Linked DNA regions of Mus musculus: region 1 is linked to region 2. The links are chromatin contacts, found by Hi-C or POLR2A ChIA-PET in ENCODE. All regions are on one chromosome and are shown on one strand. The core of a region is the stretch at or near the end of the contact, and the rest is flanking DNA. Distances in the headings are between cores, read along the strand shown. Region 1 holds the start of Zpbp (zona pellucida binding protein). Region 2 holds the start of Fignl1 (fidgetin-like 1).

Region 1 (5,168 bases), core at 2,254-4,753, 350 kb before region 2:
CATAAATGACTCTCCTAAGACAGACTTAAGAGAAGTAAAAACATTGGCATACATAGGAACATTATTCAGATATAAAAAGGAATGAAGACTTAGAAGACGACAACAGTGTCATACAAACACCATGCAATGCGTGGTTTTAACTAAGCCCAGAACAGCAGATATCAATCTGAAGGTATCAGCAAGCGTTCAGGGCCAGGAGTCCTTGCTTCGTGAGCAGAGGTACTTCATCACATCATCATCATCGTGATGATGATGATGCGGAATTAGTAAGTTCTGAGAGTTGTCAGCCTCATCAACTAAAAAAACAATTAAAGGTGTTTGTGGCAAGTAAGTTAAAGCAATAAAAATTCAAAAAAGGTTGCAGTTGATGTGCCTCATGAAAGTATATATATATATGTATGTGTGTGTGTATATATATGTATGTATATGTATGTATATATATATATATGAAAGGATATATCCAAAATCTTTATTATATTTAAATCTCAATTGAAAATTATTTTAGCATATTTAAGATCCCCACATTTTATACCATAGTGAGTAGTGCATACATTACAAGTAAAAGCACTACAAGAAACCTCAGATAACTTTTAGAAATAACTTTTCTTTGCACACAGAATTACCCTTGGATGACTCCAGCTCTGCAAAACAAAACAAAACAAACCATTTAACTGAGCTCTGCAGAAGGAGAGTCACTGAGGAACATGGCACTGTTCCGCAGGACTGTCACCCTGTAAACAGATGCTAGTAACTTCCAATTACTCAAAAGCTATTGATGAGTACCAGGAAAATGTGTCGATCCCACTATTTTCAGTGAATCTTGAGTCAAGTGGATACTTCTTGGCAGTCGAGCCAAATGTCCAACTATGAAAAACAAGAAGAAAACAAGGGATCAACGTTTGTCTTGTAAACATTCCCAAGTACTAAAACAAGAGTATAGTTTATCTTGACTCCTTTTCAGGAAGTATGAATCAGTGTCCTATGATATGTTACCTACTGCTCTGCATAGTCCTTAAAGAATTCCATATAGTTGTGGCTTACCCCTTATAAATCTTAGCCCAGCCTTTCTGTGCTGACTTACCATAGTCTCCCACCTTACAGGGCCCATATCACAAACCCCTCCTCCCTCAGACTTCCTGCATGACCTCATTAATTGATGGTCATGGAAGACTTTCCTTGGTCCAAACTCCATTGATAGAAGCATCAGTGTTTAAGTCAAGAATCCTTTGCAAGCACTACACCTATAACATGAAAACTATTAAGACAATGATTTTGAAACACTTCCTGATAGTCTTCATTCGTTGTTGAATGAGCATTTATGATAGTGTGATGTTGTGAACAGAAGAGGTAGAGAATGCAATACAATGACTGTAAAGTGTTACTCCCAAATCGCCTCAATAGCAGCAGGTAAAGAGGAGAGACTATGGCATTAAAGGCCGCAGTGGAGTTTAAATGCAAATTCTGCCACAGGAAAGTTACTTTAAACTTCAAGTCTAAGGGTTTTCATCTGCAAAATGAGACTGACAATTGCAGCCTTATAGAATTATCATCGGAGATATGAAGTGCTATGTAATTACAGCCTTTACCAGTCACAGTTTACATGTTAAGATACTAAAAGCTTATCCTGTTTTTGATAGACCTTATCAAAAAAAAGGAAAGTCAGGCAATGTTTTTAAACAAAAACACAAATTTCATTACCACGTATGAGGCCAAGAGCCATACTCAACTCCATCTTTTTCACGCAGAATAATTAGACAATCTATTCTCACAGGACTCTTTGTGCCCATCACTTGAACTTTAGTGTTCGATGAGAGTAATCTTTTATATCCCTCTCCCCATCCTAGCTTCCTTTCTGTGCCTGTGATAAACACCACGCCCCAAATCAACCTGGGAGAAGACTAGTGAGGACTGATTTCCCCTGGCAGGTTATTTCTCTCCTTTTTTGTTTTGTTATGCTTTGTTTTAGTATTACATTTTTTAATTAGGTATTTTCTTCATTTACATTTCCAATGCAATCCCAAAAGTCCTCCATACCCTCCCCCACCACTCCCCCACCCACCCACTCCCACTTCTTGGCCCTGGCGTTCCCCTGTACTGAGGCATATACAGTTTGCAAGACCAAGGGGCCTCTCTTTCCGATCCAGGAAAGCAAAGGCATCCAGGACTCAAACCCAGACTTGGAGGCAGCAGGCTAAGCGGAAGCACGGGGGAATAGTGCTTACCGACTAGCTTCCTCTGGCTTGCTCAGCCTGCTTTCTGACATTGCCTGGGACCACCTGCCCAGGGATGACACCACCTCCCAGAGGACCGGCCCCTCCCACATCAAAAGCAATTAAGAAAAATACCCCCACAGACCGCTCATACGTCAATCTGATAGTCAAATCTTCAATTGAGGTTTCCTATTCCCTGGTAACTACAGATTGTGTCAAGTTAAAAAAAAAATAAAAAACTAGTAAGCATGCCCCATTTCTTTCCTTTAACCACAGTATCCCTTTCTTCACACTTCTTCTACATCTGTATCCTTGGTTACTTTATAGTTCTCTTATTTGAATAAACTTTAACTCTGACAAATGTACCTTTAGTACATTTAGGATCTATGGGACACAGATTATTGCTAGTAAGTCTACAATTTCAACATAAAGAGAGGGAGAGGGAGAGAGACCAAACCTTGCTAGCTAAAAAGCCAATCTAGTAAGCGCTCATTTCTTTCTCCGATATATATTTTTGAAACTAGGATACGTGTTTCCAACTACACCCTGCATTTTACATCCAGAACCAACAGAGGGCGCTGCACTATCAAGGATGGTCTAAAAGCTCACTAGGTTCACAGCACAAATTCAGTACTATACAGAGCTACATAGACTCGCTCTGAAACACACGGCTGGCAATGACCCACGAACTGAAGTTTTATTAAGGCACTTTTAAAGTTCGGATAATCTCTTGGAGCAGGGCCTCCTTCACGAGCCCACAGAGGTCTTTTCTATGCAAATGTAGTTTTCAAGATTCCTACACAAAACTAGGCTCACTGGGGCTGTCCCTGCCAGAGAGGGTGTCCTTGTGTAGTCGGAGTCACGTGACACGGGGCCAACGCAATTCTCGTGAGGAGCCGCGGCAGCCAGAGCTCCCGCCATGCGGCGCCGAGCCTCACCTGCAGGGGGCGCCCGCAGCAAGGCGCAGAGCAGGACGGCGGCCAGCGACAGCGGCGAGAGCACGGAGCCCGAGGCCCCGGCCCGCCGCCGGCCCCGCGGAGCCCGGCCCGGGGCCAAGGCCTCCATCCACACGCCGCCGACGGCCGAGCCTCGGCGCAGAAGGTCGTTACCTGGCGCGCGCCCACCCGCCGCCGGAAGTTGGCAGACGGCAGGCCGGAAGGACGGACCGACGGACGCGCCACTTCCGCTCGGGTGATGTGCGGGAGGTGTGCTAGCTTGGGACCCAGCTTGGGTACACATGGGAGGCAAGAGGTCGATCCCCTAGGGGCTCCCTTGACTTCGAGGCCCCGCACCACTAAGGAAACCCTCCAGAACCTGGCTGGTCTGAGATTCCAAAGCGAGAAGAATCTTGTGTCGCAAAGTTCTAACCTTTGCCTTCCCGTGGTGTCTGTGTGCAGAGGAGAAGCCCCTCTTATTACCTTAGCAGTGGATTGAGTTTCAGCCTTTAGGTGCCTAATGGCAGCAGATCCTGAGAACGGATGACTTAATGAATGTACACCTCTCATAAACTTCCTGGCTATAGTAATGCCAATGCATGAAGTTCCTGACTGTTGTAATGCGAACGATTGTGCATTATCAGTGTGTGGGACTTAATAGAAAATGCATGCAGTGAACACCTAGGAGAAATTAAAGGTATTGCCTTAAAAAGTGGCATGATGGGAAAATGGAGGAAATAGACCTTAGATGACATTGACTTTCATGCAGTACTCGGCTTGGAAGATCATCCTCAACTTGGATTCAGGAAAACATAAAGAACCAGCTCACGGACCGTTTAGAATGAGAATGTATTTAAATTGAAAGAATCATACATCTTTTCTGCCTTTGGAAGGATTTAATGATAGTCCAACTAGGATAAAAATAAATTTTATACAAATATATAGAAACACTAGAAGCAGGCTGTTAAATGTTTTCACTTTTAATATGAAGAGATGGGTAATACGGAGTGGAGTAAAAACTTACTGACCTTCGTGTTTTGGATAAACTGTCCAGGACCTTATGCTGAAAACTTACCCATTTATTTCAACGTTATTGCTTGTTTTGTTGTATATTGCAAATTTTCAGTCATCATCATAGGTGGTCGTGGCTACATTCTGCTTATCCTTACTATCATACAATTGATCTGATTTAAATATTCTATACCTGACTCTTGTAGAAGCTTACCTTCTTTATTTAAGGAGGTGTGAGCTATTACCCTTCGGATTGTAATAATTAAACTTAGTTGCAATTTTCATGCAAAACCAAATTGTCTAGTTAAAAAACAGCTCTTAAGTGGACTGCTATGCTTATCGTTTAAAATAGATCGTTTTTTATGCTGCCATTTACTGAAATAACATAAATACCTCATTGTTTTCGTTCTAAGAATTGTGGTAACTTAAAGAAACTGCAGATAATTTAAGGCATTTAAGAATGGACTTTTACATTGGCTATGATTTATGAATTATTTTTCTTAAAAATCAGTATACTATATCTTCCTTGTTAGCGTATTTAAATTAAACATATACCAATGTTTATAATTTATTCCAACCCGAAAAGTTATTTCTAGTTTGTGTGTGTTTGTGTGTGTGTGTTTGTGTGTGTGTAGGAGAGAGAGAGAGAGAGAGAGAGAGTATATATGAAAGAGAGAGACTGTATATGTATTCACTACATCAACTTCAGTATATTCTTTCAGTTACTATCTTGCCCACAAAATATGAACATGTTAAATTTTTACATATACATGTGTGTGTGTGCATGTGTGTGTGTATTGGTTTCCTGAGCATTGGAGAAAAAGGTATAATGGAAATATTACTAGGACTTTTTTCTGTGGTTTGCCTAAAGAATTCCATTATGATGTACATAATAAGTAGTTCCGTGAGCTATGGTTCTACCTGTTGCCAAGCAGCAAAGGCTCTTTTTGTGTTTTTTTATTATTATTATTATGTCCTATTTCTATACTGGCCTATCTCCCTTTCAGCAGAA
Region 2 (5,374 bases), core at 1,417-3,916:
AAATCTTCCAAATTTTCCCCCATTTCTCAGTGTTAAAAATTAAAACCTATAAAAAATAAACTCTAAGAATAAGCCAAATAGTCTACTAGATAGGGGTTTTATTTCAGATTTTTCCTGAGATAGTCTCATAAGCCCCTTCACATTGTTGTAAAGAATCTTAGGGAAATATACAATGGGGCCAAGGAGAGAGCTTAGCACAGGCCTGCCAAGTTAAGTTCTCAGGCCTACGTGGTTCCTGAAAGCAGTCCCCTGCCATCCACATGCACAGCTTGACACAAATGTGCCCAACCTACCACTAAATAATGAAAAAACTACTTTTGTAATGTACAACTTTTTGCCTAGATACTAAGATGAAAAAATTTTAAGAAAACCATTTGGTTCCCTAAGAACTATGATAAAGCAAAAGAATATCTACATTTTAAATTTAATTTCTATTTATCTGGAAGTACAGCTAAATAATCAATACTTTCTATGTGAGCTATATTTAATACAGCTTTGATGGTGGTGATGGTGGTAGGTTTTTGAGAAAGGGTTACTCTGTGTACCCTGGCTGCCCTGGAACTCACTCTGTAGACCAGGCTGGCCTCAACCTCACCTGTTTCTGAGATTCACCTGTTTCTGCCTCTGAAGCACCGGGAGTAAAAGGGTAACCACTCCTGGTTAATATAGCTATTATCTCTGACAATGCTGTGGAAAAAATTTACCACATTATAAGTAGGTAAGCATACATCTCTGCTTATAATAATGGGAAACTTAACATCTAGTCAAACTGTTACTTAAATTGAAACTGGATCAACAGTTCTGAGGCAAGTAAGTAGCCCTGCTTTCATCTGCTTTAACCTTATTTTACTCTCCATTATACAACACCAGAAATAAGAACCTGAAGGAAGCCAGGCATGGTGGCGCACGCCTTGAATCCCAGCACTCGGGAGGCAGAGGCAGAGGCAGGTGGATTTCTGAGTTCGAGGCCAGCCTGGTCTACAGAGTGAGTTCCAGGACAGCCAGGGTTACACAGAGAAACCCTGTCTCAAAAAAAAAAAGAACCTGAAGGAGAAGTAACTTGGAAAATATCCTCCACAAAGGTTCGCAATGATTATAATTATCTTTATAGCTTCATTTCAGTCTATCACCTAAAATCACCTATTCTAGTCATTCTCCAAAAACTGTCCTCTTCCACCACCATCTTTGTATTTAGAAGTTATCGACCAAGTTTTCCTTCCTTTCCAGTCAGTCATATCCCACAACTACATACAACCCAAAACAGTCTGTTGCTCAATGACACAAGTACTGACCGTATTATCTAACACTTCTAAGTCATTTTAACCTTTGTGCTTGATAGAAATCTATAAAGTATGGGCAACCGAGTTACATTTCAATTTTCTTTACTTTGTTAATTTTCTGATTAAGAATGTTTTGGTCATTCAAACTAGACAGGAAGCTTCTGCAAACAAGAACTACTTCTCATTGTATTTAGATTTTCTTTAGTACGTAGTTCATGGTATCCACTAAAATGATTAAAAACTGGAGGGCCTACTATATTCCAGACATCATTTTTGAACTTTACAGAACTCTAGTTTACTAGTGGCAAAGTAGCATAGGAATTTAGAACACAGGATCTGAAGCTGTAAGACCTAGCTTTAGACACTGGACATAAAAGTTTTAATTAATTGTAATAAATTGGGGAAGTCTGAGAGCAACTTGCAGGAACTGAATTTTCTCTTTTTACCAGGACAGTTCTTAGGGATTCAGGTCCTCAGGTTCGGCAGCTTTGACCCACTAAGCCATTTCCCAGGCCCTGAATTCTGAATACATAATCTGTTCTTTCAGCAGTGACTCTGAGAATATCTCTTAAGCTATGTCGTCACCTGGGGAGAAACAGCGTGCACCATTATTTAGCTGACAGGTTGTTGCATTATAGGGTCCCCAGAACTTAGAAATATGATAGATTATGAATTATTATTTCTTCCCTTTGGAAGGTTCCCCCCTCAGGCCGTAGCGACTGCGTATGGCCTGGAACCAGTTATCACAACTGAAAAGTATCTTTAGTCCAACTGCTCGGGGTCAGGAGTGTGTCTGATTTCTAGGTATTGACACATACATCAGGTAGGGGACTCCATTCTAAATACAACTCACGTATACTTAAAATATACATTAGCTACATAACCAGACGGTTAACTGTAGATACTATTTTCTGAGCAGGAATGAATTTAAAAAAAAAAAAAAAGTTTCATGATGAGGATGTTATTTTAGGCGTCAAGTTCAGATGCTGGAGCATTTCTGATTTTCGGAGAAAATTCACCTGTGTTAGTATTGCCGAAAGCACGAAACTCAAAATGAGTACATTTAGGTGGCAAACCAGCTACAGCATTCCCAGCAGTCCTAGCGGGGGGTAGCTGTGGCTGACTGACCCCAAACCGTCACGCCCAACGGCGTCCCTCAGCCCCAGCCGCCGTCTGGCCGCGGGCTTCCCAAGGCCACCCTCTCCGACAACCCGAGGCCAAGAACGGACAGAAGAAAACAAAACCAAAGTACACCCGGCATGGCAACCACAGCCTCCGCCCGCCGGCTTAGCGGCGAACAGCAGCCTACCGGGGCCCACCTGTGCTCCCTGCCGGGACCGCAGCCACCGAAAAGCGCGCCTTTCGAAGTGCGCCTGCGCGAAGTGACGGCTCGGCCCGCGTTGCGCATGCGTGTAGAGTAAGGGCGGCTGAGCGCGCGCTGCACGCAGCGTGAGGGCGGAGTCTCGGAAGGCCTGAGGTCACCGCCCAGGCCTTAACGCGGGAATTTGGGTTTCCGGCCCGCGCTCTATGAGGGAGATTTAGCCCGCGCGGTGGCGATAAATCTAAGCAAACCCTTGGCTTCCCGTTCACTGCAGCCTTAATATGTTCTTTTTGCCGAGCTAGGTGCTGCAAAGGCACCTAGGCAGAGGCAGTGAGAGAGGAAAGAAAGCTCAGGAGTGTAGAGAGCACGAGTCCCCTGGGAGGGCGAAAGCGGCCCGGGAGGGGGAAGGGGAGGTGTAGCCTCCGGGCCGCCACTCCAGAGCCTGCCCGCCCCGGCGCCCTCCGGCCTTAACCAGTTCAGCAGCAGCTATCAAATAGTGAGACTCGAATACAGGAAGGTTTAGCAAAGGCTACAGCCAGCATTAGACGGAATACCGAGATTACCGAAGTAGTAGCTGGCAGGGGTCCAGTAAGAACTGAAGAGCTTTTTTTTTTTTTTTTTTTTAAAAAAACTAATCGTAGGTAGCTAAAACATGGACAGTCCTGGAGTCACCGAGGGAACTTTCCCCTCATAGCTTTGGGCCCCACCTCACCCCACCCCCACCTCTCTATTACCAACCAAGACGGCTTGCAATTTGGGGAGAGGTCACCAAGGGTTAGGTTCTTAATTGTTTGTATAGGCATAACAAGCCATTGGGTCAGGCTCCAAGCAGTCGGGAGCTGATTGTCAGAGAGGGGAGAGGAGGGGGGCTGTGCTGGGTTGTTGGGTGGTTTTTTTTTTTTTTTTTTTGGTTTCTTTGTCTACAACCCTCATCGCTAAGCCTGCCTGTTTTCACTGGGAAAACTGTACTTTTCTTTTATTCATCCTATCTCCTTCAAATACTGACCAACACTCCTAACCCTGCTTGCTCTACGGCTCTGGGCATTTTTAATCAGGCTGAAGACCTTCCTTACCCATGCAGCCATTCCCAGGCCTGCATTGTTGAGCCTGCCTGCCTTTCTGACCTTTAACTCCAAAAGCATGGTCTCTTTTCCCCTTATCCGTCTGCCTCCTCCAGAGGCTGCCAACATGTCTAGCTTGTCTTATTTTTCCCCTAAATTCAAAATTGCCTTTCGGTTTCCTACTGAGTCTGGGTTTTGTTTTGTTTTAATTATTTTTTTATAAGACCAGGAATCCTGCAAAAAGCAACATTATTCTCTGGCGTCCGTCTTTTTTAAATTGGCTTTGTTAGGCTCACAACCCAGTGTCTACTGTGGAAGAGTTTAAGGCTTAAGCTATGCAAGTAGTAAACTTGCTGACCGAGAACACAAACTGCTTTTGATAGACTCTATTTTCATGGTCAGAAGTTATTGGACCTGCAAGAAAGAAATTGCCACCTAAGCAGACAGAACTGGTCCTTGGTGGGAGAGCTTCTTCTTGTTTATGTATTTATGAGTTTATAACCATAATCTCAGACAATGCTTGTTACAGTTCAGCTGGCTAATTTGTTTTGATCAGAGAAAATAAAATGATCCCAAATAATATGCATCCTCTGCCAGAAAAATTGTGTTTGTAAGCTAGCAAGATGTCTCAGGTAAAGGTATTTATTTCCTGTGCAACCTTGGTGGCCTTAGTGTGGCTTCCAGAACCCACGAAAAAGTGGAAGGATTCAAAACAACTCCACACAGTTGTCCTTTGACTTCTAGGCACATGTCCTTTCCCCACAAACACACAATAATAAGTGTTTATAAAACTGTGTTTGGCCGGGCATGGTGGCACACGCCTTTAATCCCAGCACTCGGGAGGCAGAGGCAGGCAGATTTCTGAGTTCGAGGCCAGAGGTCTACAAAGTGAGTTCCAGGACAGCCAGGGAAACCCTGTCTCAGGGAAGAAAAAAAAAAACTATGTTTGTAAGCAATGTGAGAAGTGGGCTGTTGTAGAGATAGGAAAGAAGATGGGACAAAATTAAATCTGTCTCTTTTTCTGAGATTCCCCGAGTACAGTTGGATCCTGAAATCCACTTCAAACATGCCTTGGTGAAAGAGGACCCGTGAAGATTGGAGATGTAGCCAGCCATTCCTCGGATATACAGTCTAACATGAATGGAACATACAGTCCTAATGAAAAGTTTTCATTAGACGGTGCTCTCCCCTACGACCAGAGGCAGAATTTTAACAAGTCTGACAAAGTTCTCGTTAGCCTTTATATTCCCGAACGGGGCAACCTTCACTCTACAAAACAGAACAAGAGCCGGTACTGGGCAGGAACAGAAGGGTGAGCTTCGTAACGCAGGGAGCCGAGCCTGTCGGAAAGGAGCTGACAGGTTGATTCAGCTCACTTCAGCTCATTTCTCTTGTGAGGTTAGAGCAGACTTAGTCAAGCTGAGGTAGTTTGGCCTCTGGCTGCTGTGAATTTGCTGTGTTTAGGAAAAACTGGTCCATGTGTGGACTCTTCTGCTTCTAGTTTGAACAGGCTATGGGGTCATGCCATAATTCTTCTTGTGACTGTTTATTGCATGTCTGCTTTGGGGAACAACACAAGTTTCTTTAAAAAGACCTTTTCAAATATTACCAGTTTATGCAAGCAACTTACTTTGCTAGTAATTTTGTATTGTTTTTCCCATTACTTTTTACAAGGGTAGGTTATGGCACACAGAGAGAAGTGCTCAAGAAAC

The links. A loop is a pair of places that touch in the nucleus more often than their neighbours do. ChIA-PET counts read pairs that join two places held with the same protein, here RNA polymerase II (POLR2A).
Region 1: POLR2A ChIA-PET joins it to region 2 with 15 read pairs in embryonic stem cell. The contact joins the promoter of Zpbp here to the promoter of Fignl1 in region 2. A Hi-C loop is called at or near these places in 3 of 37 maps with a recorded cell type or tissue (T-helper 17 cell and v-Abl transformed pro-B cells). POLR2A ChIA-PET finds 5 or more read pairs at or near these places in 1 of 5 experiments (embryonic stem cell).

Annotation. Positions count from the first base shown.
Region 1 is chr11:11,458,916-11,464,083 of GRCm38, forward strand. It overlaps Zpbp (zona pellucida binding protein), which reads right to left and starts at 3,504. Exons shown (of 8, transcript NM_015785.2): 1 at 3,149-3,504; 2 at 784-864. The coding sequence starts at 3,449. Spata48 (spermatogenesis associated 48) reads left to right here and starts at 4,829. Exons shown (of 9, transcript NM_001347068.1): 1 at 4,829-5,168.
Region 2 is chr11:11,806,296-11,811,669 of GRCm38, forward strand. It overlaps Fignl1 (fidgetin-like 1), which reads right to left and starts at 2,667. Exons shown (of 3, transcript NM_021891.3): 1 at 2,600-2,667.